Linked DNA regions of Homo sapiens: all the other regions are linked to region 6. A link is a loop called in an ENCODE intact Hi-C map of the cell type or tissue named here. Cell type or tissue: mammary epithelial cell. All regions are shown on one strand. Region 1 has its middle 140 kb from the start of TMEM200A. Region 2 overlaps LOC112267974 (a long non-coding RNA gene). Region 3 overlaps LOC105378003 (a long non-coding RNA gene). Region 4 has its middle 71 kb from the start of SAMD3. Region 5 holds the start of TMEM200A (transmembrane protein 200A). Region 6 has its middle 130 kb from the start of SMLR1. Region 7 holds the start of LOC112267974 (a long non-coding RNA gene).

Region 1 (4,000 bases), 190 kb before region 6:
TGATGATGCAATTATCACAATGAGGAAGAATATGTGAGGGCATTTAAAGAGTCATTGTGGACTGGGCACAGTGGCTCATGCCTGTAATCTCAACACTCTGGGAGGCTGAGGCGGGTGGATCGCTTGAGGTCAGGACTTCGAGATCAGCCTGGCCAACGTGACAAAAACCTGTCTCTACTAAAAATATAAAAATTAGCTGGGCACGGTGGTCGGTGCCTGTAATCCCAGCTACTCAGGAGGCTGAGGCAGAAGAATCACTTGAACCTGGGAGATGGAGGTTGCAGTGAGCTGAGGTTACGCCACTGCACTCCAGCCTGGGCGACAGCATGAGACTCTGTCTCAAAAAAAAAAAAAAAAAAAAAAGTTATTTGACTGCTCACTGTGGCTGATGCATCCAGAATTTTTAAGTATACTGATGAATGGCAAAAGGAGGGACAAAGGCAGGATAAGAGCAAAAGAAGGACAAATGAGAATTACGTTAGTAAGATTCGATCCTAAAATGTGCTGAGGTCTACTCATACTAAGGATTAAAAAGTATTTCAAACCATGGAAAGGAAAGGAGAAGGTCACTTTTTTGGGGTTTTGTGGTATAATTTTAACATATAGCAATCAGTGGCATTTCTCAGCGTTTTCTTTTTCTTTTTTTTCTTAGGTCTTCTCTATCAAGGAGAAAATTTTCAAACTGTAAAAAATAAGATAAACATAGGCAGGAAGGAAGTGGAGCCCAAGATTTAATAAGAAAGTAGTGGAGCACCTGAATACGTTTCTGTATCTGGAGACCATGCCACAGGCCCATAGCCTGGAAGTTTTTAGAAACACAGAATTCCAGGGCCCACCCTAGACTCCTGAATTAGGATCTGCAGTTTAACAAGCTCCCCAGGTAATTCATATTTTAAAAGCAATGGACTCAACAATGGAAGTCTTCAGACTCTGGTGAAATGAAACAACTAATAGCTATAATTCCTTGAATGTTGTCAAATCTTTTAAGAACACAGCAGAGAGGCCTAAAGATGGGCAAATATCCCTACTTACCAAGAAATGTACATTCTAAAAAATGCAGGGTAATGATATTTTATACACTCATAGAAAGGAACATTTGTAGGGATTTAAAATAATATGACCTTTCTGAAAAGTAATTTGGCAATAGATACAATACCAGCAATCCATTTCTAGGAATCTGCATTAAGGAAATAATGTGAATTGAAAAACAAACTAAGAAAATGCTGTAGGTTCAAAGATACTCATTTCACATTGTTTAAAATAATGAAAATTTGGAAGAATCTAAACATTTAGCAATAGAGAAGTTATTAAGTATAGCAGATGCCAATGTGATACTGAAAGAATTTTCTTCTTAATGTACAAAAGCACTTGAATACTTGAATGCACATACTACAATGTCAAGTTAATAAATAAAAGCAGGAATAAAACTTTAAGGACCAAAATAAGAATGATTTTTTCTTTATACTTTATAGTATTTTCTACAAAGAGCACGTCTATCATAATCAAAGAAAAATAAACATTATTTTAACATATATATAACACATGTATAAAAGCCTGAAAATATAGCAAAATATTACCAGTTTTTGTTCACCCTCTATGTAGTGGGATAATCAAGTTTCTACACATTTCTCTATATTTTGCACATATTTATAGTACAAATAATAATAATTAATATTCATATTTATAATCAGAAAATATCTTTTTTCAAAGGGAAGCCATAATATTTTGCATAAATTACCCCCAATACTTAACAACTGTGTAAGAATTTTGAGATTGGCATTTGAGGGAACTCATTACTTAGAAAGTGCTTTCATTTTGGCACAGTCTCTGGCTCAATAAATACTTACACAGCAATGAATATTTAATTAAGGCTATTATAATCACAGAAGTGCATAAAGCAAAGGAATTTTTAGAGAATTAAAAGAACTTGTCCAAAAAATATTGATAAATGGACTCATGTCAAACTGAAAGGAGGTTTCTGATGTTATGCCAGGTGGTTTTGCCTTGTGAAGTGTTTTACTTGGATGATGACAGAGGCATGTTTAGCTCATATGACTGTGATGCAACCCTAGGAAAGCTAGCAAGAGGCTCTGTGACAGAATCAAAATTAAACATCTCAAATCAATTGAATATGATAAATACAATGGAAAAGATTTAAATAGTAAAATAAAATAGATGGTTTAAAACATTTATAACTACAAATTATCCTTGTTTGCAGATGATATGATGTTATATTTGGAAAACCCTAAAGACTCCACCAAAAATCTATAAGAACCAAAAAACAAATTCAGTGAAGTTGCAGGATACAAAATCAACATACAGAAATCTAGCATTTCTATATGCCAAGAGTGAAAAATCTGAAAAAGAAATTGAGAAAATAATCCCATTTATAATAGCCACAAATACAGTTAAATACTTAGGAATTAACCAAAGAAGTAAAAGATCTCTACAATGAAAACTGTAAAACACTGATGAAAGACTTTGAGGAGGACACCAAAAAAACAGAAAGATATTTCATGTTTATGGATTGGAAGAATCAATATTGTTAAAATGTCCAACTACCCAAAGCAATCTATAGATTCAGTACAATCTCTATCAAAATAGCAATGATATTCTCCACAAAAATAGAAAAAAATCCTAAAATTTATATGAAATCTCAAAAGACCCAGAATAGCCAAAATTTTTCTGAGCAGAAGAACAAAACTGGAGGAATCATATTACTTGACTTCAAAGTATACTACAGAGCTGTAGTAACCAAAATAGCATGGGACTGACATAAAAACAGACACACTGACCAATGCAACAGAATAGAGAACCCAGAAACAAATCCACACACCTACCGAACTCATTTTTGACAAGGATGTCCAGGACTGAGGAAAAGAAACTCTCTTCAGTAAACGATGCTGGGAAAACTGGATATCCATATGCAGAAGAATGAAACTAGACTCCTGTCTCTTGCCATATACAAAAATCAAATCAAAATGGGTAAAGACTTAAATCTAAGACTTCAAACTATGAAACTACTTCAAGAACACATTGGGGAAATGCTCCAGGACATTGAACTGGGCAAAGATTTATTGAGTAATACCCCACAGGCAAAGGCAACCAAAGCAAATATGGACAAATGGGATCATATCAAGTTAAAAAGCTTCAGCACAGCAAAGGAAACAATCAACAAAGAGACAACCCACAGAAGGGGAGAAAATATTTGCAAACTACCTGTCTGACAAGGGATTAATAACCAGAATATATATATATAAGAAGCTCAAACAACTCTATAGGAAAAAAATCTAACAATCTGATTTTTTTTTTTTTTTTTTTGAGACGGAGTCTCGCTCTGTCGCCCCGGCTGGAGTGCAGTGGCGGGATCTCGGCTCACTGCAAGCTCCGCCTCCCGGGTTCACGCCATTCTCCTGCCTCAGCCTCCCAAGTAGCTGGGACTACAGGCGTCCGCCACTACGCCCGGCTAATTTTTTGTATTTTTAGTAGAGACGGGGTTTCACCGTTTTAGCCGGCATGGTCTCGATCTCCTGACCTCGTGATCCGCCCGCCTCGGCCTCCCAAAGTGCTGGGATTACAGGCGTGAGCCACCGCGCCCGGCCCAATCTGATTTTTTAAATGGGCAAAAGATCCAAATAGATATTTCTTAAAAGAAGATATACAAATGGCAGACAGACATATGAAAATGTGCTCAACATCACTGATCATCAGAGAAATGGAAATCAAAACTACAATGAGATATCACCTCACCCCAGTTAAAATGGCTTTTATCCAAAAGATAGGCAATAACAAATTCTGGCGACGACGTGGAGGAAAGGGAACCCTTGTTAGTGGGTTGTAGTGGTGTGAATGTACAATCACTATGGAGAACAGCAGGGAGGTTCCTCAAAAAACTAAAAATAGAGCTACCATATGATCCAGCAATCCCACTGTGAGGTACATAACCAAAATAAAAGAAATTAGAATAAATTGAAGAGATACCTGCACTCTCATGTTTGTT
Region 2 (4,000 bases), 370 kb before region 6:
TTGGAAGCAGATACTCTCCCAGTTAAGCTTGGAAATGATTGCAGCCCCAACCCTGATGGCTGACTTGTGAGAGACCTCCTTGATTCACAGGCACCCAGTTCATCTGCACCTGGATTGCTGACCCATGGAAATGGCGAAGTAATAAATGTTTGTTATTTTAAGCTGCTAAACCTCTGGATAATTTTTTATGCAGCCATAGACAACTAATCCAGAGGTGTTCCTTAGAAAACTATGTAAAATATCCCCACTGACACATACAATTCCCAGTACTCATTGTCCTCTTACCTTGTTTTTTCTCATTCAAGACATTTTTCATCATTCAAAGTATTATTATATGTTATATATGTGCTAACTTGCTGTCTGTCTCTCATTCCCCCAATAAAATAAGATGAGAACAGCATCTTATATCTAGGGCCCGAAACACTGCCTGGCCAAGCTACGTATATATCCATTACATATTTGACACCTTTATATAAAATTTGAAAAAAAAGTCTAGACTATAAGGCAGGCTCCTTTTAGCTAGATATATTCTACATATATTCAGACCTCAACTCAAGGACAGAGGCCATCACAGAAAACCAGAAGAATGAGAAATTCCTTAAGCTACTGTGTCCCTTTTTCCCTAGGATCAGGCAAACACACTACTAATTCATCATACACTTAAAAATATTTGGAAAGGAGGAATAAGCAGAGAAGACAACTACCTCTCTGGTCAAGAGGAGCTGTGAGGGCCTGATCCAGCCACAGGGTGAAAATCACTATGGGAACTCATTAGTGAGGGTTTAACTGAGCCATCAGAGAGGCAAGGCTGGAGCGAGGCATCCAAAGGGGCCAGGCAAGGGTGGAATGGAGGCTAGTCCAGAATTGGGACAGGGACAGAGGCGGAATCTGGTTCTTGGTTGAGCCACAGCTTCAGGAACCAGCAGCAGGCTGAGAGAGAGAGAGATGGACCCCAAGGAAGTTCTTTTTCTGCCCAAGCCAGAGTACAGGTCGAGGCATCAAGGCTGGAGTGGAAGGCTGGGAATCAGGCATTTTCTCATAGATTGTAGGACGAGTAAGAGCAGAAGGTACAAGTGAGATGACACGAGACATCTCCACGGAGCTGTGACTACAGATAGGTCTGCATACATAGACAGTGTTCATTCAAAGTACATTGTAGTAGCCGGGCATGGTGACACACGCCTGTAATTCCAGCTACTCGGAGGCTGAGGCAGGAGAATCACTTGAACTCGGGAGGCAGAAGTTGCAGTGAGCCGAGATTGCACCACTGCACCCCAGCCTGGGCGACAGAGTGAGTGAGACTGTCTCAAAAAACCAAACCAAACCAAAGCAAATGGTTCAATGGTTTTATGTGGGATCAATGGTTTTATGAGCAAGGTGGAAACCTAACAACCATTCATGATATCATTTTTATGTTAAGATGATTTGAGTATTCCAAGCAACTAATGCAAAAGCAGAAATTTTGAAGAATCCTAAATTTGAGTTTACTTGAATTAACAATTTCTGTCAATCGTGGAAGCTGCTGCTATGGCCCACTAGGTGGCAGTATGGGAGTGATTTGCTGGTTAACAGAAAATGGAATAGGCTTGACTCTCAAGCCACTAGTTTGTTTTTTTCCTAGCATTTAAAAGTTGACAATAGAAAATGTTCATGGAATAATAGATGGAAAGTCAGACAAGGACTATCATGCAAAGGCCATTGACATATAAAATAAAACCGTTTTACAAGCAGTTACCATGGAGCATTTTATAAAAAGTCAAAACAGCAAATAATGTCTGCTGTTCATAATAAATATAATGTTTTTAAGTGATTCTTCTGATAGGTGAATGTTAGACAGATATAAAATAGAGACAAGTGAGAGAACAGGACAACGGATACCTCTTTCCCAGACCTTGCAAAAACCAGGCTCCCTGAAGCCTCTATGTTGGGGTTTTCAGTTCCCAGATCCCTACTTCCTCTTTACCCATCCACACTCCTGGCTTCCCTGTGAGATGCTCTTGGCAGCAAATCCCTGACAAGTCACATCATTCAAGTATCTTAATTCACTCTTTCACTTGTATTTCCCTGAAATTATGGACAAAGACACACTAATATTTTGCAAGGTAAAATTTCCAATTTTTTTTTTTTTTGTATGATGAGTGCTTAGACTATTGCTGTACATGTTAAGCACCATTCAGGAATTTCCTGTCCAGGCCAGGCATGGTGGCTCACACCTGTAATCCTAGCACTTTGGGAGGCCAAGGCAGGCGGATCACTTGAGGCCAGGAGTTCAAGACCAGCCTGGCCAACATGGTGAAACACCATCTCTACTTAAAATACAAAACTTATCTGGGCGTGGTGGCATGTGCCTGTAATCCCAGCTACTCAGGAGGCTGAGGCAGAAGAATTGTTTGAACCCGGGAGGCGGAGGTTGCAGTGAGCTGAGATCGTGACACTATACTGCAGCCTGGGTCACAGAGGTAGACTCTGTCTCAAAAAAAAAAAAAAAAAAAAAAAGAATTTCCCATCCAATCAGGTTCTAAGGGAAAAGGGCAGAAAATGTGTCTTCTGGTTCCCTTTCATTAGTGTCTTTTAAGTGCTGGCTATGCAGCATATGCTCAATAAATATTTAAACCAATGAATGAATAAATAAATGGCTCAATATGATGGTGTGCATGGGATGCACAAGGGATGAATGAATAAATACACTCTGGCATTTAACATCTTGGAACTTTTTTTTTATAACATATCAATCTTGCATGATTCAAAATAGAACACTTTAAATTTAAATAAACCTTCAAAATGTCTTAACATTTTACATAGAGCAAATTACTGTTAATAATTTACAAAGTTTAGAAAGTTTAGTTTGGAAAGATTAGTTTAATCTCAAAATACTGATCTAGGATAGCAGGCTTTTTAAATTAGCAGTTACCTTCGAGATCATTAGGTCAACCCTCTTATTTTCAGATTAGAAACGAGGACTCATATTTAGTGCTTTTTTCTCCTTTTAAACAGATTGCTGCTCGAATTTGGCAAAAGCCATACATATGATGAGTATGTTAACTGTGATTGATTTTGCTGTTAAGAAATGTTTGTGAAGAATATTCTTGACAGTCTATATTTTTCATATGGTTGAATGAATTTGTGTAATATTAAGGCATAATTATTTTTGGAACTAGCTTTTTTTACCATCAAAATATAAAGTTTCATTCTTAGACACTTTTCAAATTGTGAAGCACTTTCTGGAGTGTTTGTATCAGCTTACTCTACTTTCTTTCCCCTTGAAGTTATTTCTCTTTTCTTAAAGAAAGTAGGTTAAAATGCTGCTTATTAGGAAAATTAGGCTGGGAAGAAGCCGAAAGATCTGTTAAATACCTCAAGTGAATTCCTGAATTCAAAAAATCTGAACATTATCCTTGAAAACAGCTGAAAGTAAAATAACAAAAACTACTTTTTGGAGAACATTTTTTTTTTTTTGGAATAGAAAAATGTTAACTCATTCACAGATCTTGCCCAGATGCAATCGCCTACTGGTCTGGGTTCAGCCTACACACAAGAACAAATTCTTTCCCGGTGCCTCACACTGTGAGGCTGCAGTCCAATCTTGCCAAGGAGCCAGGGGTTCTTGTGTATCTTTTTATTGCTTTAAATTATAAGTTTGTCATTTTAAATTGAACATCTTTTTACTGCCATAAATATCAGTGGAGCCTTAAATGAAATACTGCACGTACAATTCAGCTCTGAAGAACTATATCCATCCATTCATAAACAAGAGCTCTATCGAGCAGGTTTTTCCTTTAGCAGAAATCTCATTGTAGTTTTATGTATTTATGTATATGTAGTATGTTAGTCAGGGTTCTCCAGAGAAAAAGAACTTATATATAGAGAGATATGTAAGAAGGGATTTATTATGGAAATTGACTCATATGATTATGGAGGCCAAGAGTCCCTTGATATGGTGTCTGCAAGGAGAGCTAAGGAAGCTGTGTGAGGACAAAAGACCTGCGAACCTCGTGAGCTG
Region 3 (4,000 bases), 62 kb after region 6:
CCTTTCTGGAGCATTTGATAGTGAGGACTGGTATCAAGATAAGTCAGTTTTGAGTTCAGAATCTGGGGGTTACAGTACAGAAGCGGAGGTTTTCTGGGTGAAACAGAGAAATAGAGAACAATAGACGAAGGAAGAGAGATTGGGAAAAGCAGAGACCCAATTTGTTTCCCTACCCATTCTCCACTGGACTGTGCTTTGGGCCTAGCTCTAGGGGACTGTGGGAGAGTCAGCTTCTGAAAGATTAGAAAAATATCTGTCTTGTTTGTTTTTCAGGCCTTTCAATTCCTGAAATAACAAGAAGAGATGTGTAGCTGTGAAGGGAGGTTCAACCTCTCCTGGTCTTGAATCCCTTACTCAACTTCCCCAGGCCCTGGGTATATGGTTTCTCCTTAGGGCAGACCTATAAGGAAGTCAAAATGGGTATTTCCTGCATTGTCTCTCCCCACACCTTCTTCTCGGGAAGATCTTTAGAACACACCAATGCGTACTCCCATTTATTTAGAATTCAAATACAATGTCCTTCCAGTTCAATCATGTGTAAAATGGAGGTTTCCTGACTGCTTTCATTGGTGAGCATCAACAACACCAACAGGAAGAACAGCAGAGGCCACATCAGCCACAAGCCACCCTGTCATCTAATGAATGCCAATTAAGCGCCAAACACTACCCTAGGCATTTTATAAACATTAATCTGACAAATTTCTCACAATGATCCTATGGAATAGGCATTAGTACTCTCATTTGTTGGATGAGAGATCCAAGTCTGACAAAGAAAACAAGCAGCAACACAGCTGTTCTGTTTTCTGAATTTATCTTTTAACTTGATTCTCTTATCATCTATATGGAATTGAAAGCTTCTTGAGAACTTATTCTATTTTGAACTGCTTCATAGTACCTAGCACAGTAATTTATTTGGGGGTTTTCTTTACTTAATTATTTTAATTGACAATAAAACACTGTATATGTTTATGGTGTGCAACATGATGTTTTAATACATGTATACATTGAGGAATGGCTAAATCAAGTTATTTAATATATGCAATACTTCATATACTTATATTTTTTGTGGTACAGACACTTAAAAACTACTGTCTTAGCAATTTTCAAATATACAATATATTGTTATTAACTGTAGTCACCATGATATACAATAAATCTCTTGAGAAATTTCTCATTCCAAAATGGAAGCATAGAAGCTAGCTGGCACCACTCTCCCAACAGAAAACCAAAAACAAATATACAGCCCCAAGATTATCACCAGCAATAATATCCAAAACTAAAATATGAGAATGAGACAGTTCCTGAGGCCACAAAGAAATGAAGAAACTCAGAATCTCTTAGTAGACAGTAAGAGAATCAGACTTCCATGTCTGTGACATCCTTCCCCCAATCTGCCTAGCACCAAGTGCACAGAAAATTTTTCCCTGACTCATGGTTTCTCAAAAAGTGAGGTGAAGATGGACAACTGGCTTCCCCATCATCTTGGGTTTCCTGGCAGAAGATCTGTCCTTGCCTCAGCCCCAGGAATCAACAGGAGTGCCTGAAGGGAGAAATAGCCCTGAGGACAGCCAAAAACAAAGAGGGGAGGCAGGACTACCATCCTAGGCCTGGAAACTGCTCTGTAATTCAGCCAAAGGAGATGCCAAATCAGAGTGGCTATTCAGCAGCACCATGCTATAGGATTGTCCTGCAGGTTTCCTGGGCATGACACCCTAGCCAGTCTTCCCACTCTATCAGGATATTCCCTTTGGGACATTTACTAGAACCTAGACAACCTGTGCTTAAAGCACCATCTAGTGCTCAAAGGGAGGCAGTGACCTGGTCGGGGTTGGGAGGAAAGAGAAAATCAACTGGTAAATTATAAAGAAAGAGCACTCCCTTATTTACTGCAGCACTATTCACAACATACAAAATATTGAAATTAACCTGTGTCTATCAGTGGATGAATAAAGAAAATTTGGCTGCATATACACAATGGAATATTATTTAGTCGTAAAAAAGAATGAAGTCCTGTCATTTGCAGCAACATGGATAGACTTAGAGGTCATTATTTTAAGTGAAATAAGCCAAGCACAGAAAGACAAATATTGCATGTTCTCACTCATATTTGGGAGCTAAAACAGTGGGTCTCATGAAGGTAAAGAGTAGACTGGTGCTTACCAGAACCTGAGAAGGATAAGGGGAAGATGAAGAGAAGTTATTAATGGATACAGATATACAGCTTGATAGAAGAAATAAGACCTAATGTTTGACAGATAAGTAGGGTAGCTCTAGTTTATAATAATCCATTATATATTTCAACATAGCTAGAAGAGAATAATTTGAATGTTTCTAGAATAAAGAAAGACAAATATTTAAGATGATGTGTATCCCAATTACACTGATTTGATCTGTACAAATTATATGAATGTATTAAATTGTAACATGTACCCCCAAGACATGAGCATGTATTATGCAAAAATTTAAAAAATTGGCCATCACGAAAAAAGAGTTAGTGAATTTGAAGACAAGTGAACGAAAGTCATCTAAATTGAAGCACAGAAAAGGTAAATATTTTTTAAAATAAACAGAACCTGATTTACTTGTGGAATAATATCAAGCATTTAACATATATGTAACTGGAGCCCCAGAAAGAAAGGAGAGAAAAAAAAAAAGTCAAGCAAAAAATTACATTTGAAGAAACATGGGCCAAAATTTTTCTATATTTAAGCAAAAACAGATTTGGGAAGCTTAGTGAATTCCAAATAGGATAAAAACAAATAAAACCACAACTGGTAACATTATAAGAAAACTTAAAGAAAAAAAAATGAAGTGAAAACTCTTAAAAGCAGCCAGAGTTTCAAAAGATTCATCCCATAAAGGGATCAATCATAATAATTATGGTTTTCTTTTCTTTAGAAAGAGTAGAATCCAGATGACAATGGAACATCTATTCCTGGAAAAATTCTTTATGGTGGATTAGCTACTGGTTCAATTTAATGATATTTCCACTAAAACTATTTAAGAAACATCACATGCAAGTTACTTAAGAAGCAATATAACTTGGCCGGGTTCAGTGGCTCACACCAGTAATCCCAGTACTTTGGGAGGCTGAGGAGGGTGGATCACATGAGGTCAAGAATTTAAGACCAGTCTGGCCAACATGATGAAACCCCATCTCTACCAAAACATTCAAAACTTAGCCAGGCATGGTGGTGTGTAATTATAGTCTCAGCTACTTGGGAAGCTGAGGCACAAGAATCACTTGAACCCAGGAGGTGGAGGTTGCAGTGAGCTGAGATTCTGCCACTGCACTCCAGCGTAGGTGACAGAAGGAGACCTTGTCTCAAAAAAAAAAAAAAAAAAAAAAAAAGGAGCAATGCAACTTACTGGAAAACACCACACCATAAAATTATGATAAGATATAAATATTTTCAACAGAAAAATGAGACTCAAAGATGTTCTGCTAAGTCCGTTCTCATGCTGCTAAAAAAGACATACCCGATGCTGGGCTATTTACAAGAGAAAGAGGTTTAATGGACTTACAGTTCCACATGGCTGGGGAGACCTCACAATCATGGCAGAAGGCAAGGAGGAGCAAGTCACATCTTATATGAATAGCAGTAGGCAAAGAGAGAGAGACTGTGCAGGGAAACTCCCCCTTATAAAACCATCAGATCTCATGAGACCCATTCACTATCACGAGAACAGCACAGGAAAGACCTGTCCACATGATTCAATCACCTCCCACCGGGTTCCTCCCACAACACATGGGAATTCAAGATGAGATTTGGGTGAGGACACAGCCAAACCTTATCAGATGATTAATGGGTACAAAAAAATAGAAAGAATGAATAAGACCTACTATTTGATAGCACAATAGGGTGACAATCATAAATAACTTAACTGTATATTTTTAAATAGCTTAAAGAATGTAATTGGATTGTTTTAACGCGAAGGATAAATGCTTAACAGAATGGATACCCCATTCTCCGTGATGTGCTTATTTCACATTGCGTGC
Region 4 (4,000 bases), 400 kb before region 6:
AGTAAGTAGGCAGAGCCACTGACCCAGAATGCGGATCCTAGATTTTCACATTTTGAACTTCAGTTTCATCAGGAACTTAGAACTTAGGTGATTCAATTCTCAGGAATAACTTTTTTTTTCTTTCTTTCTTTTTTTTTTTTTTTTGAGACGGAGTCTCGCTCTTGTCACCCAGGCTGGAGTGCTGGAGTGCTGGAGTTCAGTGGCGCAATCTCAGCTCACTGCAACCTCCACCTCCCGGGCTCAAGCAGTTCTCCTGCGTCAGCCTCCCAAGTAGCTGGGATTCCAGACATGCGCCACCATGCCCGGCTAATTTTTGTATTTTTAGTAGACACAGGGTTTCACCCTGTTGGCCGGGCTGGTCTCGAACTCCTGATCTCAGGTGATCCACTTGCCTTGGCCTCTCAAAGTGCTGGGATTCCAGGCGTGTGTCACCATGCCCGGCCCGGAACAACTCTTTTTTGTTTGTTTGTTTGTTTTGTTTTGTTTTGTTTTTGAGAGAGAGTCTCGCTCTGTCGCCCAGGCTGGAGTGCAGTGGCTTGATCTTGGCTCACTGCAAGCTCCACCTCCCAGGTTCACACCATTCTCCTGCCTCAGCCTCCCAAGTAGCTGGGACTACAGGCGCCCGTCACCACGCCCGGCTAATTTTTTGTATTTTTAGTAGAGACGGGGTTTCACTGTGTTAGCCAGGATGGTCTCGATCTCCTGACCTCGTGATCTGCCCGCCTCGGCCTCCCAAAGTGCTGGGATTACATGCGTGAACCACCATGCCCGGCCAGGAACAACTGTTAAGTGTCAAACTCAGAAATGATTGTTGTGTATGTGATTCACAATGTCAATTTATTCAGTTACAATGAAAGCTGTTTCTATCTGTTTCTAATTAATGGAAGATTAATCTAAGTTACTGCTTTCTCCTTGCATCAAAGTCCCTAATCCTCAATTAGTATTTAAAATTATGTTTCAAGAGTTCACAATTTGGTTAACGGGAACTTGACAGTTGCATCTATACTAGAGAAGCATTTTGGTTTTATATTACGGACCAACTCCATTTGCTTGGGGTGCTGGGTTGGAAAGTAGTTCAAAATGACATTTGAGGCCAGTGAAAAGGAATGCTATGATTGAATGACAGTGTCTTACACCTGTCCAAGACTGCTAGTGTGAGCTGAGCTTGCTGTGTATTTGACATCTTTGACTGAGGCTATTGATGAAAAGCTCACAAGTATCCTTGACCCACAATGTATCACAACATTCTGGTCCCCTCACTCTAGTAATTAAAAAACAGGTGTTTTCTGGCTGCATTGCCTCTTTCCTTTAGACAAAGATCGAAATAATGTTATTATCTAAAATATTACTCTCTTACACAGATTACCACCTTTTTGTGACCATGTTTTTTTGTGATAGGTGACAATATCCTTAAGTAGGAAGTTGCTTTCTTTAGTTATATTATAGTCCTAAGAATAGCCCCAGTGATGCTTCCACAGTTTCCATAAACATTTTTAAAAACCAGTCCTGAAAGATGTAGGATAATATTTGATGTTGACATATGATTAATTCAATGAGGACTGACTCTATTTTATAATTGCCAGAAGTGAGTGGATTGTGTCACCAGATTTAGGGGCACTCCACACCACTTTATGCTGAAAACTTGTTTTTAGTGCTCCATACTACCAAAGACTTCATAGTTTGTCTCGTGAGTCTCTAAACTTTTCTTGATAGGGATTGGCTTTTGATGTTGCGGAAGTCTTATGCTATACGGGTAAGGAAAGACACTCACAACATGGGCCTTATGCACACAGCATCTTAGCAGTGGGAGCAGAGCCTGCTCAGGCTTCAAGACTGACCAGAAGAGGGCAGACAACCTCTTGGATTACCTTGATTTAAGTGATTGCCTCTCCTCTGTAAAGGACAGAGATTTCACCCCCAAGACATTCCTTTGGTGTGACAGTAGGGACTGAGAGATACAGATTTGAAGAGCTAGTAAGCAAGAATACATTATGATTTTTTAAATCATAGTTTCATATTTTTAAAAGGAGACTGCTTACTTAACAGGATAACTATTTTTCTTCTTTAATTTCAATTTGGATGAGCTCAAGGATGCTATGCCATACTTATTATACTAGACTTCAAAAGGCTTTGTTTAAAGCAAAGCAAGCCTAAAATCTACACAACTCTGAAAATCACTTCAGAGAATCTTGAATAAACTTTTCTTCAGGGTATTTCAGACTAATCTAAGAAAATATTTGCTTGAACACTGTGTGTATTTTTTAAAAGGAATTCTGTTCAGCCCCTCGTTATTAATGTTTATTTTATTTGTGAAGTTCTTTAGACTCTTCAGAAGGAGGGTTAATGATTAAGAACCAAGGTAAAACATTGTTTCTTTTTTATTCTTATATTTCATTCAACTGAAAAAGATCTTAATCATTAGCATGACATATTTATTAATGTTTCTAATTTCAAGGATTAATTTTTATTTTTGCAAGGATTAATTTTTTTTTTTTTTGCAATATGGCTGTTAGAATGACCTCAAAATTATATAACTCCCTGCTTTTTGGTTGTGTAAAAATTTGTACATGATTGAGTATTCTGAATGTCTCGAATGCCTCCAAGTCCTTCATCTCCAGGGTCAGTTTGCCCTTCAGTATCCAACAATTATAGTCCAATCTTGCATACCTTGATTATTTGCAGGCAATTTATTTATTGTTATTGTATTTCTTTCCTATAATATTTTTGAATTCCAGGAATGTCTAATTTTTCCATACATTTCTCTGATTTTTTTTTTTTTTTTTTTTTTTTTTTTTTTTTTACGGAGTTTTGCTCTTGTTGCCCGGGCTGGAGTGCAACGGCACGATCTCACCTTTCCGCAACCTCTGCCTTCAGGGTTCAAGCAATTCTCCCGCCTCAGCCTCCCAAGTAGCTGGGATTACAGGCATGCACCACCACATCCAGCTAATTTTGTATTTTTAGTAGAGATGAGGTTTCTCTGTGTTGGTCAGGCTGGTCTCGAACTCCCGACCTCAGGTGAACCATCCACCTCGGCCTCCCAAAGTGCTGGGATTATAGGCGTGAGCCACCACGTCCAGCCTCTCTGATTATTTTTTTATCAGTCTGTATCAGTTACAAAGTTTTCAGCTTCAACTGGCATAAACCTGACTCAAGTTGGGCTTCACTATTGAAGGTATTGACTCACATCAAGGCACTGCAGAGGTAGGGCATGCCTCAGAGGTGGTGGTTTGATGAGATGGACTTGGGTTCTTTTTGTCTATCTGCAACTACATCCACTAGATAAATTGCATCCTAAATTTCTCTTGCGGTCATAGGATTGTAGTCAGTAGCATTTGGGAATACAGGCTTCCATTTTCAAGTCTAAGAAGAAAGAACTTGACTGTTTGTAACTTACTCTTAAGAGTTAAGATATTTCTTTCCTAGGAGACCACAGCAAAACTCTCCTCATCTCTCATTGGTTTAAATGAGCTTAGGCCTTTCCACTGACAACTTCCAGCAAGGGGAATGGGATTATCATAATTGGCCCATATTAATCAGTGATCCTTGTCCCCCCTCTCCCAGACCCAGGTGGGGTAGAAAATGGATATTGGGTAGTCAGTCATTCCATATCATGCTGCTATGGACTGATGTTCTGGGCTTTTCTATTTGTTGCCCCTTACTGCATTATACCTGCTTTCTAGGCTGCTGCCACTTCCCTGCCCTTCTTGACCCTAGGCATAGACATAATAGTAAAAATGGCAAGTTTAGTTTTCCCAAACATAGACACATCAGTAAAGACACTTGGAGACTGCAATATGGGAAACAAAAACATAATACTGAGTACTGAGGTCTTGCCTTGTCTCTTTCTCCTGCCTTGCCTTCTCCTGCTTCCTGTCACCCGCTTCTTCCCTTCCTCTTCATTTCCTGAGGCCTCCTCAATTCTTGATGCAAATCAGTATCCAGGTGGCCCACGGGGTCCCATGGGGGACCATGTTGGTGGATGAAAAGAGAATGCCAAGAA
Region 5 (4,000 bases), 330 kb before region 6:
GCTACTTGATGGCGAGAAGTAGAAAATAGTTGACTTCTATCCATTATTTCCAAAGCCGATGTGTAGCTGAATTCAAAATCCATTACTGGCATGGTATATTCACTGTCAGATGGGAAGATATTGGCCATTAGTAAGGATAAATAATTTACCTGAGATTCCCTTGAGCACTCAAGGTCAGGGAAAATTTATAACTAATGTGTTGAGAGTTGCTCGGACTACTGAATTGCAAATAATCCTCTATTTACAGGCCATTTTACCCGCCTCTTCTGAGACTAATAGTAATTATTTTAAAAAGAAATCTAAATAATTCCCTTTTGGTGATTTTACTTAGTCTATCTTTCTTCTTTTTTGGTAAATCACTAAAATCTGAGTTCATAGTTCATAAATGAGGAAGCATCAATATCTGTGGCCTTAAGAATGTGCTTATTCCTTTTTTCATGGCTCTCATCAGTCTCTTTTTGAGGACGGCTCAGTCACTCAATGCTTAAAATGGCTAGATGACCATTTTAAACGTTTTACCATGGGTCTTAGAGAGGATGTCACCTCAAATGATCTATGGACTATGAGCCTATTCCTATTACTCACTCCTTAGATAGTGAGGGGAACCAGGAGGTGTTTCCTCTCAGGAGCTTTACAGACAATGTGGCTTCAGGGTGTTTCTTTATAAAATGTAGAGGTAACTAGGAAGAGGGCCCAATGGAAGCACACTCCTTTGATATGGTGCTTGACAAACACATTTAAGAAAACCTAAGAGAATTGAGCAGGTGGCTGTGGGCTAGAATACTAGATGCAGGTGGGGTAAAAATAAAACCACAGATGGTTTATAAAGGTGACTCATCCTTCCCCCACCGTAACTCCTTTAGTTTTCTTTTCTTTCTTTTTATAAAACATTTTGATTGTGACATCTCCACTAAAAGTGCCCAATCTCTAAATTCTTCTAGTCAAGGCAAGAAGGTTATACCACAGGAAATCCATTTCTACAGTCTCTTCTCATTGCCATATCTGATTTTAAAGACTTTTTTTTCTAATGTGGAAATTTTTGCATGGCTCTCCCCCACCCCCCAAACACGGATTTTATACCCCCCCAGAAGCAAACTTTTCTTGAAAACGAGATAAACAGATCACACGCCGAAATAAACAAATACACTGCACCAGAATATCATACTTGCCTTCTATCACTTAAAACAGATCCAGGGGACACAAGCATAGCACACACCTTGTGCATGCGGCTGGCCTGCACAGGGGGTGGTTGGAATATCCGGTAATTAGTTTTACATGAAACTTTACTTACGGAATTGGCCTGCATATATACAGTCATCACCGTCTTTGCCGAATTAGAGACGACATATTTTACTCTGTGAACAGGCCAGTCTCCACTCACTGGATGTTTGGGGTCAAGGAGGAGTAACCTGAACCTCTCGTTGGCTTTGATGTTTGGAGTCGAACATCCGCACTGCTCATCGAAGACCCCCGTGCTTCAGTTCCCTCTGTCTTCCATTTCCCCCGCCCATGGTTCTCGCCCCCCCAAGCCGTTCTCCGGAACCCCTTGCCGGGCCGGCGGGAAGCGTGGACGGAGCGGGCCTTGGCCGCGTCTTTTCCGGCCAGGTTTGGTTTAGCTCGCGCAGCGCCCGCGCAGCCCGCCAGGGGGACCCCGGCCCGCCGGGCGGCATCTGAGGAGAAAGCGTCCGAGGGGCGTGGAGCCAGGGTCCTGCGGTGCCTGCTCCGGGAATACTGCGAGTCGGCTGGAGCTCCCCAGCCGCTCCGGAGAACTGGGGGAGCCGGGTCCCTGGCTCGGTAACCGGTGGTCCCGCGGTAGCTAGAGGCGGGCCCCACGGGTGGGTGTGTCCGTTTCCGCACGCCAGCCTTCCAGCCCGGGAAGAGCGCCTGCAAGCGGGTACTTTGTTCCCAAAGATGGGTTTTGTCTGCGGGTGATTTGGGCTCTCGAAGTGCAACTTTGTGGCCGGGACGCGGATCGGCCGGCCTGGGCTCCTGCAGAGCAGATCCTGTCTGCGTCCTCCAGGAGGAGTGGGTGGCAGGACTGGGGTTTCCCACAGGTTTTGGGGCGGCGGCGAGATTGGCACGGTCCGGGGTCGCAGGCGCGCAGCCACGCCCCTGGAAGTCCGCCCCGGCCCCCGCCCCCAACCCGCCTCTTCGGGGCTTTATGGCGTGAGGTTTGGGGCTGGGATCCATCTGGAGCCGAGCAGAAAACTTTTCCCCTCCCGTTCCCGGTCCCTTTTGTCTTTCTTGGACGCGGTGGCGGCGCCGCCTGAGCGGCGACTCCCTCTCCCCTGCCCGGCTTGCTGCGCCCGGTGCCCTCCGAGGGCAGGCGCGCCTGGACTCTGCGCCCGGATGGCGGCGGCCCTCTGTGAGCACCGGCAGCGGCGCATCCCCTGCCCCGAGGCCTCCGGTGCCCCCCCGGCGCGGGCATAGGGGCGCCCCCACCCTCCGTCCGCTTGCACCCCTTGCCACCCGCCCCCTCGCCTGACTCATCCGCCCGCGGTGGCCGCCCGAGCCCTGGGATGGGGAGGGAGACCGCGGCTGCCCGCGGCGGCCGAGATTCCCGCTGACGCCCCCGACCCTGCCGCCTTCTTCGTCCGCCTCCAGAGGCGCCCGACGTCCCGACAGCTCCTGGAGTGAGACCAGGACTGAGAACAGGGAGAGGCGACCCGACCCCCAGGGCCCGGTGCTCAGGACAGGTGAGGGGAAGGAAAGGGTGCTGACGGGAGTGGGGAGGTGGGTGGGCGGCCACCGCAGCCGAAACCGGGCACTTCTTCAGCCCTCTGCCCTCCCCTCCCCTCCGCTACAGCCTCCAGAGTTAGGTAAACGCTGTCTCTCCTAAAGTTTGGGAAATAAACCAAGTCCGCCATCAGGTCCAGACTCCCCAGTCCCGGGAGCGCGAGAGAAGCCGTGCGGGGCAGCCTCCAAGAACCCGGAGTACTGGAGCGCCTGGCTGGGTTTCTCCAAGCAACACCCTCCTTTGTCTCGGTTCCTGAGAGTCAGCATTCTCTGTAATGTCCACAGCGTTAATTCATGATTGAGCAAAGTATGGTCAGGGTTTCGTAAAGCAGTATCTGGATGGGGTAGAATCTACACAGGCAAAATGGAGAGGCAAAGCAATTATTTGCAAAATTCAGCACTACTCTTCTCCCTGTAGTCTTGTCTGTAAGAGAAAGGACTGAGGGCTTCTAAGATTTGCTTCATTAATCATTCTTTTGCTATAAATTGTTCCAGCCAACACTTCACATTGTGTAGGCGCAAGCTCTCTGTGTGTATTTACCGCTGTTTGATTTAGAAAAATGTGTGTGTGTTTGTGTGTTTTTTTTAAATAACAATTCATTGTTCAGTACCGGGCATTGGTAATGTCGGAGAGAAAGGCAGATGCAGCACATACAGGTAATTGACTAATTGGAATCAGCCTTAGTCCGGTCCACCTTAGTCTGGTGTATTTAAAAACTAAATATGTTGGACTAAAGTGTCTCTTGCCTTGTCTCTTCTGAATACCTTCAGAAGTAGTTATGGACAACTGCATAGAAAACATTTCAAGAATCGATGATTATTCTTGTTTATAAGAAAGAATATTGAACTCTCGGTTTTGCAATCAAACCAAGTTTGAGGCACACTTTCTATAGTGCTGTATGCATAAATATTACCAGAGCTTGTGAAAGCTATTTACTTTGTCGTTTCTTGAATTATGGAACACTTATAAAAAGACCTTCAATTTGTTATTTGGCTACTGATACTAGAAAGCATTATCATTTTGTGAAAAGTAGACTAAATTTTGAAACTTTTTAAACCTTACTTTATTTTCCCACTGTTTACCTACACAGAAGTATGTAGTTGTAGTTTCATTCTTTATAAACACCTCAAGTGAAGAATAGAAGTCCTTCTAAACAGAAAATAATGCTTCCATTAAGTGGAAACTATAGTTAAATGCTTTGACAATTTAACAGTATGATTTTTTTACTGTAAAAAACACACACTGAGGTGTTTAGAATGATTT
Region 6 (4,000 bases):
AAGATTTATGTCCATATATCCAAAGGCCATTGTCCTACTTGGTAAGTGTGAAAGCTGATTGCAAGAGGTATTGTGGTATTCTAGCTTTCATATGTTCTGTTTATGTAGCCAAATTTCCATTATTTTGGTAATGGAGGACAGGGAAGAAGTATAATAGATAATTGAAATTCACAGATAATCCCCAACCCAAAATCTTGGCCAGTAGTTACTACCTTAATGCCCACAAATCTTTGATCAGAGCATCCCAGCAAGAAATCAAATTGCAGAGCCACGCAGCTTCAATGGTCAACTTCTTTTCATTCTTCCAACAAACCTGCCAACCTTCTATTTTTCTCCTGCTATTCACCCCACCACTGCATCAGTTTTCCAGCATAGACACTTACTTAGCAAAACAGCAGAATTCGTGTGTTAGGAGGAAAGAGAAAGAGAAAAGAATCTGCAAAGCTATTCTCCTAAAAATGGAACATTGTCTTTGTACTTTAAGCAACTTTAGCAATGGGCTTCCTGAGTTGATTTTGGTCTCTCACAGGGCTTCCCATGTGTATTTGATTGATGGTTGTGCAAACTGGTTAACTAGCTAAAAAGACAGGAACCACTTGTTGTTGGCACCCTCTAAGATAGCCCCCAAGAGCTCCCACAAATACACCCCCTATAGCCAAGAAATTACAACAACAAAAAACTTTAAAGGGACATTGAACAACCTGTATTTTTAATGGCTAGCACTTGATCATTTTTTTAGTAGATTATTCTGTGGACAGTTGGGTTTTTTGTTGGGTTTATTTATTTTTTGTTTTGTTTTGCCTCCAAAGGACATATGCCACTAACGATATGTTCTACTTATTATCCAAAATTATTTGCCTCAGCCATTTGGGCAGGAAACACAGAGAATTACTCACAATACCATCACCAGTCATCTCTAGTAAGGAAATAGCGAATTTCTTCCTTGGCTCTTATCTCCAAGTCATTCATTCATCAGATCTCTTTATTCTTTTGTGCTGTGTCTCATCTTCTGTCTCTAATATCACAGCTGCCATTTCAGTCTGAGCCCTTATTACCTCTCTTGTGATTTCCAGCACTTTCTAATTCTCATTGTCCTTTTCCCCTCTTCTCCCCGTATTAAATCATTTCATTCCATTGTTTAAAAACTGCAGGTCTGTAATTACGCTCTCCAGGGACCATGGGCTAACAATAAAATGTTACTAACACTGTTGAACTCCAAAGGGAGTCCCTGACCAAAACTCTGGTGCTTCTGAATTGTTAAAGACAGGGTTGCAACTTAAAATTTGGAAATAAGTACAGTAAGTGAACATCATTTTTTATTCCCCAATGGTAATGCTGTAGTAATAAGCATTATTTTTCAAATGGATTACATATCTGTGTAGGATATGCATGTGTTGGAGGCTTTTCCTTAACAGTTTTTCCTTTCTTAAGGGCCAGAAGAATGGAAGTAAACCTCCCCCTTATAAATAAGAAGAGTCATTCAGAAATAGAGTGTTGCAATGAAGTCCCTGACTCTGAAGACTGACTGTGGAGTTCAAATCCCAGCTGCACTGCTTACTGGCTATGTAGAAGTCCTTCTGCCTCTATATATTTTCCTTATGTGTAAAATAATAATAATAATAACTATTATAGTGTTGTGAGGATTTATACAATTCTCATGTAAAATAAGAAAGAAAAATAAACTCATGCTAATCTCTATGACACACGTAGTTCAGTGCCCTGCCACATAATAAGCACATGGTAAGTGTTGCCTGTTACCATCATTTTCAGTCTCATTAACAAAGAGCATACTGGGAACTCACAGTACATGAGGGTCATAGAATGTCAAGGTTAAAGGAATTTAAGGGACTTTCTCTTTGGTACAATCCCCCTTCCTCCACCACTGGCCACCCCTAATTTTACAAAGGAAGAAAACAATTTAATTCAGAGGGTTTTTTTTTTTTTCCAAGAAGTGATTGTTTATTTTTTACTTTTTCTTTGTAACGCAGTAGACACTGGTTACCTCCGTACAGTGCTGCTCTTACTTTTTGGTGCCACCAAGTGGCCAAGTTTAATGGCGCAGTGATACATCCCCCAGAGGGAACCCCAATTTTTATAGCATAAGCTCTGTTTCAGACAGCCTTCAAAAGCTTTTCAATGCTCATCAATTAATGAGTAGTACTCTGGGTTGAGCAAGGAAGCAAAAGTTACCAGTGGCTCTCCAGTACACTGGAAATGAAGAAAATCATTCCTGAAAAAGAGAAGTAGTTAAGTGTTGGTGTTGGCTGAGCTTCAGCCCTTCCTTCCATGCCTGGAAAGCACTTTCTTATTTCTGAGTTTTAAGAAATGCATGTCTGGTCTTCTGGATAGACAGGAACCATTAGTAGTGTAAACAATATACACATTTTGAATGAACGCTCAAGTGCTAATAACAATATTTGCCTGGAAATTTGATGACCAAAGTGAAATATAGCTCTCAAAGAAAAAAATCTTAAAATAAAAGAATAAACATAAAATTTTAGCCAAAAAATTGCCATAGTGAATAGTCACTTTCAAATTGTTCATCTAATAACATTTTTAACCTTTTCATGAACAGCAGAATATAATGGAAAAAATTTTTTTCAGAAACATGTCTTTTACAAAGAACTTTGTACCTTTGAATTTATAGATTTGGAAAACCTAAAAGAAACCTTCAACTACTAAAAGTGATGGGCAGTCTAGACTCTAGAACAATCAATTCACCATTTTTTGTTTCATTTCCAGCTTCTATATAATGAAAATTATTTTTAAAAATCTTATTTTTTGGTAAAGTCTATTGTTTTAAGCTTTGATTAGTGAGAATGTTATGCATTTGAGGTGTCTCATTTTTCCCTAATCCTTTTTTCTTTTCTTTATAATCTTTTACATTCTTTATTCTATCTTGGTCAAGGATTATTCATTCTGGATATTATTGTATACAATTTTTTAGTTTTTCCTTCTTGTAAAATTTTGAGGTGAAATTTCACTTTGTAAAATGTTTCCTTCAAAATAAAAAAAAAATCCAAAGAGGATTTTTGTTCTTAAAAGACTCAAGATCTAAACAGAATTAAATCACTGAAAATTAAATATAGTTCCTAAAAATTATATTTTGAAAATATAAATGGCAGTATACCAAACAAGTCAGTGAAGAGAATTATGGTATAATTTAATTTTATTTCCTCTTATATTATTATTTAAAATTTTATAAACATTTGTAAAGTTATCTAACTCATGAATCTACTAATTCATGGTAACTACCAATCTAGGTTTTTATTTGACCATTTTAAAGTTCATAACAACTGTTTTGCTACATAAAGTTAATAGCTCTAACAATCCCCATTAATCTGAAGCATTTTAGTCTTACAATAATAAATACTTCAACTGAGAGAATTTAAACATTTAGCTGATAAGGAAATGTTCACATTACATTTGAAATGGTTATTATGCTTGAATGTGACTATTCAGACACTGACAATAAATACAAATGACAAGTTTTGTTCACACTACTAATGTTGATTATATTGATTAGAGACAATGAAAACTACGTGATGATGATTTGTTCATGGAGAGTTCAAGGATGCCACAAATGACACTACAATGAGCCTTTAGCTACTTGGCCTTCCAAAGCCCAAAGTCAAAGCAAACTTGAACTACAAATTGGAGCCAAACTCAAGGCCAACACTTGACTTTAGTGCAGCCCTTATGAAGGTACTCTGGAAGTGTGATACAGGGGTAATTGTCCAGGCAATGGAGTCATCCAGATTCCAGTCTTACCTCTAACTTTTTCTACTTGTTTAATCTTAGGCAAGTTGCACAAGCTCTCAGGCTTCAATTTCCTCATGAAAAAACAGGAACAATAAACTCAGAAGACTGATTGAGGCTGCGCAGATAATGCACTGAGCACAGGGAGTGTCCTGTAGTATACACTCAGTAAATCCTAGTTTACTATAGTTACTGTGATCATCTTCAATAATATTAGGATCATAATATCTACTTTGACGAG
Region 7 (4,000 bases), 390 kb before region 6:
TTTCCTCCTTTCAGATATTATTGGGATGCAATGTGTTGATTGATCTGCTGATATTCAAACAACCTTGAAATCTTGGAATAAATACAACTTGGCAATCTCATCTTTTAAAATAAATTGCTAATGTGCTAATATTGCTAATGCTAATATTTTGTTTAGGACTTGTCCTAGTCTGTTTGGGCTTCTATAACAAAACACCATAAACTGCATAACTTACAAACAAAATAAATTTATTTCTCCTATTTCTGAATACTTGGAAGTCCAAGATCAAGATGGCAGCAGATTCAGTGTCCAGTGAGAGCCAGCTTTTGGTTCATAGATGATGCCTTACAATGTGTCCTCACATGGTGGAAGGAAAAGGCAGTTCTCTAGGGTCTCTTTTATAAGGACACTAATCCCACTGATCTAGTTACCTCCCAGAAGCTCCACCTTCCAATACTATCACACTAAGGATTAGGTTTCAACGTATGAATTGGGTAGGGAGTGTACAAACATTCAGACCATAGCAGGACATTTTTACTTAAAAAATATTTACTTTATCAACTATTCTTGGATTATTTAAGCACTAAATTAATCACTGTCTAAGCAGAAAAATATAGGATCATTTTAGACTTGCAAGAAGGTGAAATTTAAAACAGGAAATTAAATTTATTACAAAGTTGTTAGGAGAGTTAGAGGAACAAAAAAGGAAAGATTAATTACCCAATGAAGGTAAATGAGGGTTAGAGAAGCAAAAGAAAAATGATATTACCTGATGCCTATGTTTGCTACGATTCTGAGGCTGCTGTAGCTGGAAGGAAGTTGACTAAGCAGTTACTCTTCTGCTAAGCATCTACTCTCACAGGTGGCTGCCACCATGACAGCTAAATCTACCATGGCTGGTTGAACCGACAGAAATTAGAAACAAATTGCTTCTATTCCACTAACTGTCCAGTCTCTTGTCAGTGCCTCACATTAGCAGGAACAAACAGGAAGCCAGATGGCAAGGAGATTATGAAATATAGCTTGCAGACTTCCAGCCCCAAAGATAAGTGTATACAGGGCAAGTATGGAGTAGAGAGAAAACATTAGACATCACAGTATCAAGATTTATACTAACCTTATAGAATGAGACAGAGAATGTTCTTTCTTTTTCTATTCTTTGAAAGAGTTCATGAACATGAAACTATTAATTAATATTTGCCAGAACCAACTGATAAACCATCTCATCCTGGTGTTTTCTTTCTATAATGATATTTTAAGCTACTGATTAAAGTTTTAACTACTACTTCACTACTGAGGTTCTATTTCTAAAATGTGACAAAAGATGCGGATGATCTAGCTATTGTTCTGACTTATTCTCTCATTCTCTCTGTTTCCTAGCCTTTTTGAATCATTTTAATACATTTTTACTGTATTTTTTGTGCTTCTGGACACACTTTCATGTATCTAAAGAATTCTGTGATATTTGTGAATTCACAAAGATCAAACTTTATACACATATCTAAACTTACACATGGAGTGAAAAGAAGCATTCCCTAAATGTGAGAGATTATACATGGGGTGAATGCAGTTGTGAGCAAGGCTCACAAGGGCATGAGATCTGTGCAGGTCCACAGGGCCGTCTCTTGCACTGTAATGCTCTGCTGTTGCTGTCTTGGAGTTTTTAATTTTTGAACAAGAGGTCCCACATTTTTATTTTGCATGGGTCTCTGAAAAATTACGTAGCTAATCTTTTTGTGAGCATTGGGAGAGATAGATTTGGAGTTAAGCTTTCTTTTCCTTCTTTTCTTTGTAATTAACTGTGAAAATAAGAGTTCTTCAAAGACCTATTAATGGTATTATTCAAATATTCTTTAAGAGAGGAATTAGAATATTGATTTAAGAAACTTAGGTTTATAATTTAATAAAGGAAAATTGGGCTTAATATTGGGGTGGACTGTTCCACAAACCATGGGGAAAATAGAGAATTTTGAAAATCAAATAACTATGATCCTCAGTTCATTTTTATAGAATTTTACTACAGAATTAATTTAGGTCAATTGGTTGCTAATGGTTATGTCCACAAGTTAGAATAAGCTTTTAAAAGCTTTGGTTACAAAATGTAGTAGGCCCACACTTTATTTAACTTAATCATTATAATCAATGTTTTTGTATAAGCAGATAGATGCTGGTCTGAGAGGGTTTAGCATCTATAGAATTTGAGACAGTTGTTTTAGAACCAAAGATTGTAAAAAACCAGTTTGTGTATAGCCAGTTAAGACCTGTGCTTTCATAATATCTTTTGACATAGATGTATGTGGCCAAACATGAGCCAGAAGAGTTTCATCTCACAGGTAGTCTGAGGGCCTCCCATCAAATATTTTAAACTTAAGTTTTTAAAGAACACCCATCATTGGTTAAATGTAGATACCATATAATCCTGGAAGGTTTCTCTCACATTCTGATGCACATTTGGCCTCTCTGAACAAACAAGCTTTTGTTTGACCTTTACTTTATTTGTTTGGGTTTGTTTGGTTTAGCTCTGTTAGTCTTGACTAAATCAGAAACTGGTGTGCATGACTAAGAAATTCCTGGGGTATGAGGGACAGCTTCTCTCTCCAGGAAGTTATAATAATCTTGGAAGGTTTTTAGATGCCTATAAATTCTGGAGAGAGTCGAGGTCCTCATTGTATCTCAACCTCCTCAATTTGGCAAGTTCATAGAATTCTATTCTATTCTATTCTATTCTATTCTATTCTATTCTATTCTATTCTATTCTATTCTATTCTATTCTATTCTATTCTATTCTATTCTTTTGTGTGTGTGTGTAGGAAATGTCCTTGGGGAGAAAGCTCATCTGTAGGCCAACCTAGAAGGTTGGGCCATCCTGGAAATAGCATAATACCCAATTTTGATGGTAACACATTGGACCTTGTAAAAGATAGATAAAATGAATTTCTGGGCTAGTAAGTATTTTCTAGATAACTAGATTAGGACTCTGGAACAAGGGAAGGATAAAGTCTGCCTCAAATCAAGGGGAAAATTTTTTCAGTGAGAAATGAATTGACCCCAATATAGAAGTAAATCAGGATGCTGAAACACTTCTTAGATACTGATTCACAATTGCCATTTTGACCTACCTCCACATAAAAATGGCCCAAGCTACTTGGGAATGAGAGTTATAAATCTACCTTTCATATGTAAAATACCAAAATTAATATCACAATAGCTGAAATTTATTGAGAATGAGTGCATGGTGATCTTTAATGAAATAATTCATAATTCTCTTTAAGACTCATGAAACAGGCATAATTATTATCCTTATTTTAATGAAAAAGAATCAGAGAATTTAAATAACTTCACCAAGTTGGTGAATGGCAAAATCCACACTCATATTTGATCTCTGATAATAAGGTTTGGCTACAACTTTCAGCAGTCTTATTACATAAGTTTGACCCTAGTGAGAAGAGAGCCTTCTCCAAGTTCATTAGACAAGAGACAGAGTATTTCAAGCACTGTAGTCATAACTTAAAAGATGCATGTAGAGTACTTGATATCATCCCTTGCATAGTATAAACAGTCAGAAAATACTACTACTTACAATGTGGGGAAACTAGAATGTGAGGCATAAGAGCATAAATGTTAGATTCCAAATTCTGTGTTTATAACCCAGCTCTAGCTTGTATGACTTTCAGCAAGTTTCACTTTCCTTATCTGTAAAATGGGTATAATAATATCCCCCACTTCACAGGGCTTTTGTGGGAAGCAGATCAGATGGTATTATATTTAATATCATGGCACACAAAACATGCTCAATAAATTGTAGCTACTGTTCTTGAATCCATTATTGTTGTTGCTTTTAAGTCCACAAAGTCAATGCTAGTGCTTTTAAAATCATTGATATCGGCAACTACAGAGTAAAAAAATCAGAACAAGTAGCACAGGTGTGGTCCTCTTGAAGTGCTTAAGTCAAAGCGCATCTAGCCACCAAGCAGTGGAATTGAAAACAGCAAAAAGCCTAACAGTAACCAAGAAGGATGAA

The links. Hi-C counts contacts between places; a loop is a spot of excess contacts. Peaks named below come from ENCODE experiments on the same cell type or tissue, not always from the same donor. Only the 100,000 strongest peaks of a DNase experiment are listed, where the experiment ranks them.
Region 1: it touches region 6 in a loop (2.7-fold over the local background); 6 of 110 quality-filtered maps call a loop at or near these places.
Region 2: it touches region 6 in a loop (13-fold over the local background); 67 of 110 quality-filtered maps call a loop at or near these places.
Region 3: it touches region 6 in a loop (7-fold over the local background); 3 of 110 quality-filtered maps call a loop at or near these places.
Region 4: a loop joins it to region 6, with 13 times the contacts of the local background. A loop is called at or near these places in 10 of 110 quality-filtered maps.
Region 5: it touches region 6 in a loop (15-fold over the local background); 23 of 110 quality-filtered maps call a loop at or near these places.
Region 7: it touches region 6 in a loop (4-fold over the local background); 11 of 110 quality-filtered maps call a loop at or near these places.

The regions. Positions count from the first base shown.
Region 1 is chr6:130,501,321-130,505,320 of GRCh38, forward strand. No RefSeq gene overlaps it. Among named protein-coding and RNA genes, the nearest start is that of TMEM200A, 140 kb to the left of the region's middle. In mammary epithelial cell, no CTCF peak of the experiment used is centred here; a DNase peak (open chromatin) is centred at 2,021.
Region 2 is chr6:130,321,330-130,325,329 of GRCh38, forward strand. LOC112267974 (a long non-coding RNA gene) reads left to right here. Exons shown (of 3, transcript XR_002956398.2): 3 at 1-2,173. It also overlaps a transcript of SAMD3 not described here. Among named protein-coding and RNA genes, the nearest start is that of TMEM200A, 43 kb to the right of the region's middle. In mammary epithelial cell, a CTCF peak has its summit at 1,529 (motif pointing right); no DNase peak of the experiment used is centred here.
Region 3 is chr6:130,758,418-130,762,417 of GRCh38, forward strand. The region is part of intron 1 of LOC105378003 (a long non-coding RNA gene); the gene reads right to left. Among named protein-coding and RNA genes, the nearest start is that of SMLR1, 67 kb to the right of the region's middle. In mammary epithelial cell, a CTCF peak has its summit at 1,802 (motif pointing left); no DNase peak of the experiment used is centred here.
Region 4 is chr6:130,292,144-130,296,143 of GRCh38, forward strand. It overlaps a transcript of SAMD3 not described here. Among named protein-coding and RNA genes, the nearest start is that of SAMD3, 71 kb to the left of the region's middle. In mammary epithelial cell, a CTCF peak has its summit at 1,833 (motif pointing right); no DNase peak of the experiment used is centred here.
Region 5 is chr6:130,363,829-130,367,828 of GRCh38, forward strand. It overlaps TMEM200A (transmembrane protein 200A), which reads left to right and starts at 2,189. Exons shown (of 3, transcript NM_001258277.2): 1 at 2,189-2,696. It also overlaps a transcript of SAMD3 not described here. RefSeq lists a silencer at 1,623-1,722. In mammary epithelial cell, CTCF peaks have their summits at 1,652 and 2,610; DNase peaks (open chromatin) are centred at 2,053 and 2,983; H3K4me3 peaks cover 2,168 bases; H3K27ac peaks cover 1,502 bases.
Region 6 is chr6:130,696,087-130,700,086 of GRCh38, forward strand. No RefSeq gene overlaps it. Among named protein-coding and RNA genes, the nearest start is that of SMLR1, 130 kb to the right of the region's middle. In mammary epithelial cell, a CTCF peak has its summit at 2,041 (motif pointing left); no DNase peak of the experiment used is centred here; H3K27ac peaks cover 260 bases.
Region 7 is chr6:130,305,668-130,309,667 of GRCh38, forward strand. LOC112267974 (a long non-coding RNA gene) reads left to right here and starts at 2,814. Exons shown (of 3, transcript XR_002956398.2): 1 at 2,814-2,924. It also overlaps a transcript of SAMD3 not described here. In mammary epithelial cell, no CTCF peak of the experiment used is centred here; a DNase peak (open chromatin) is centred at 2,424.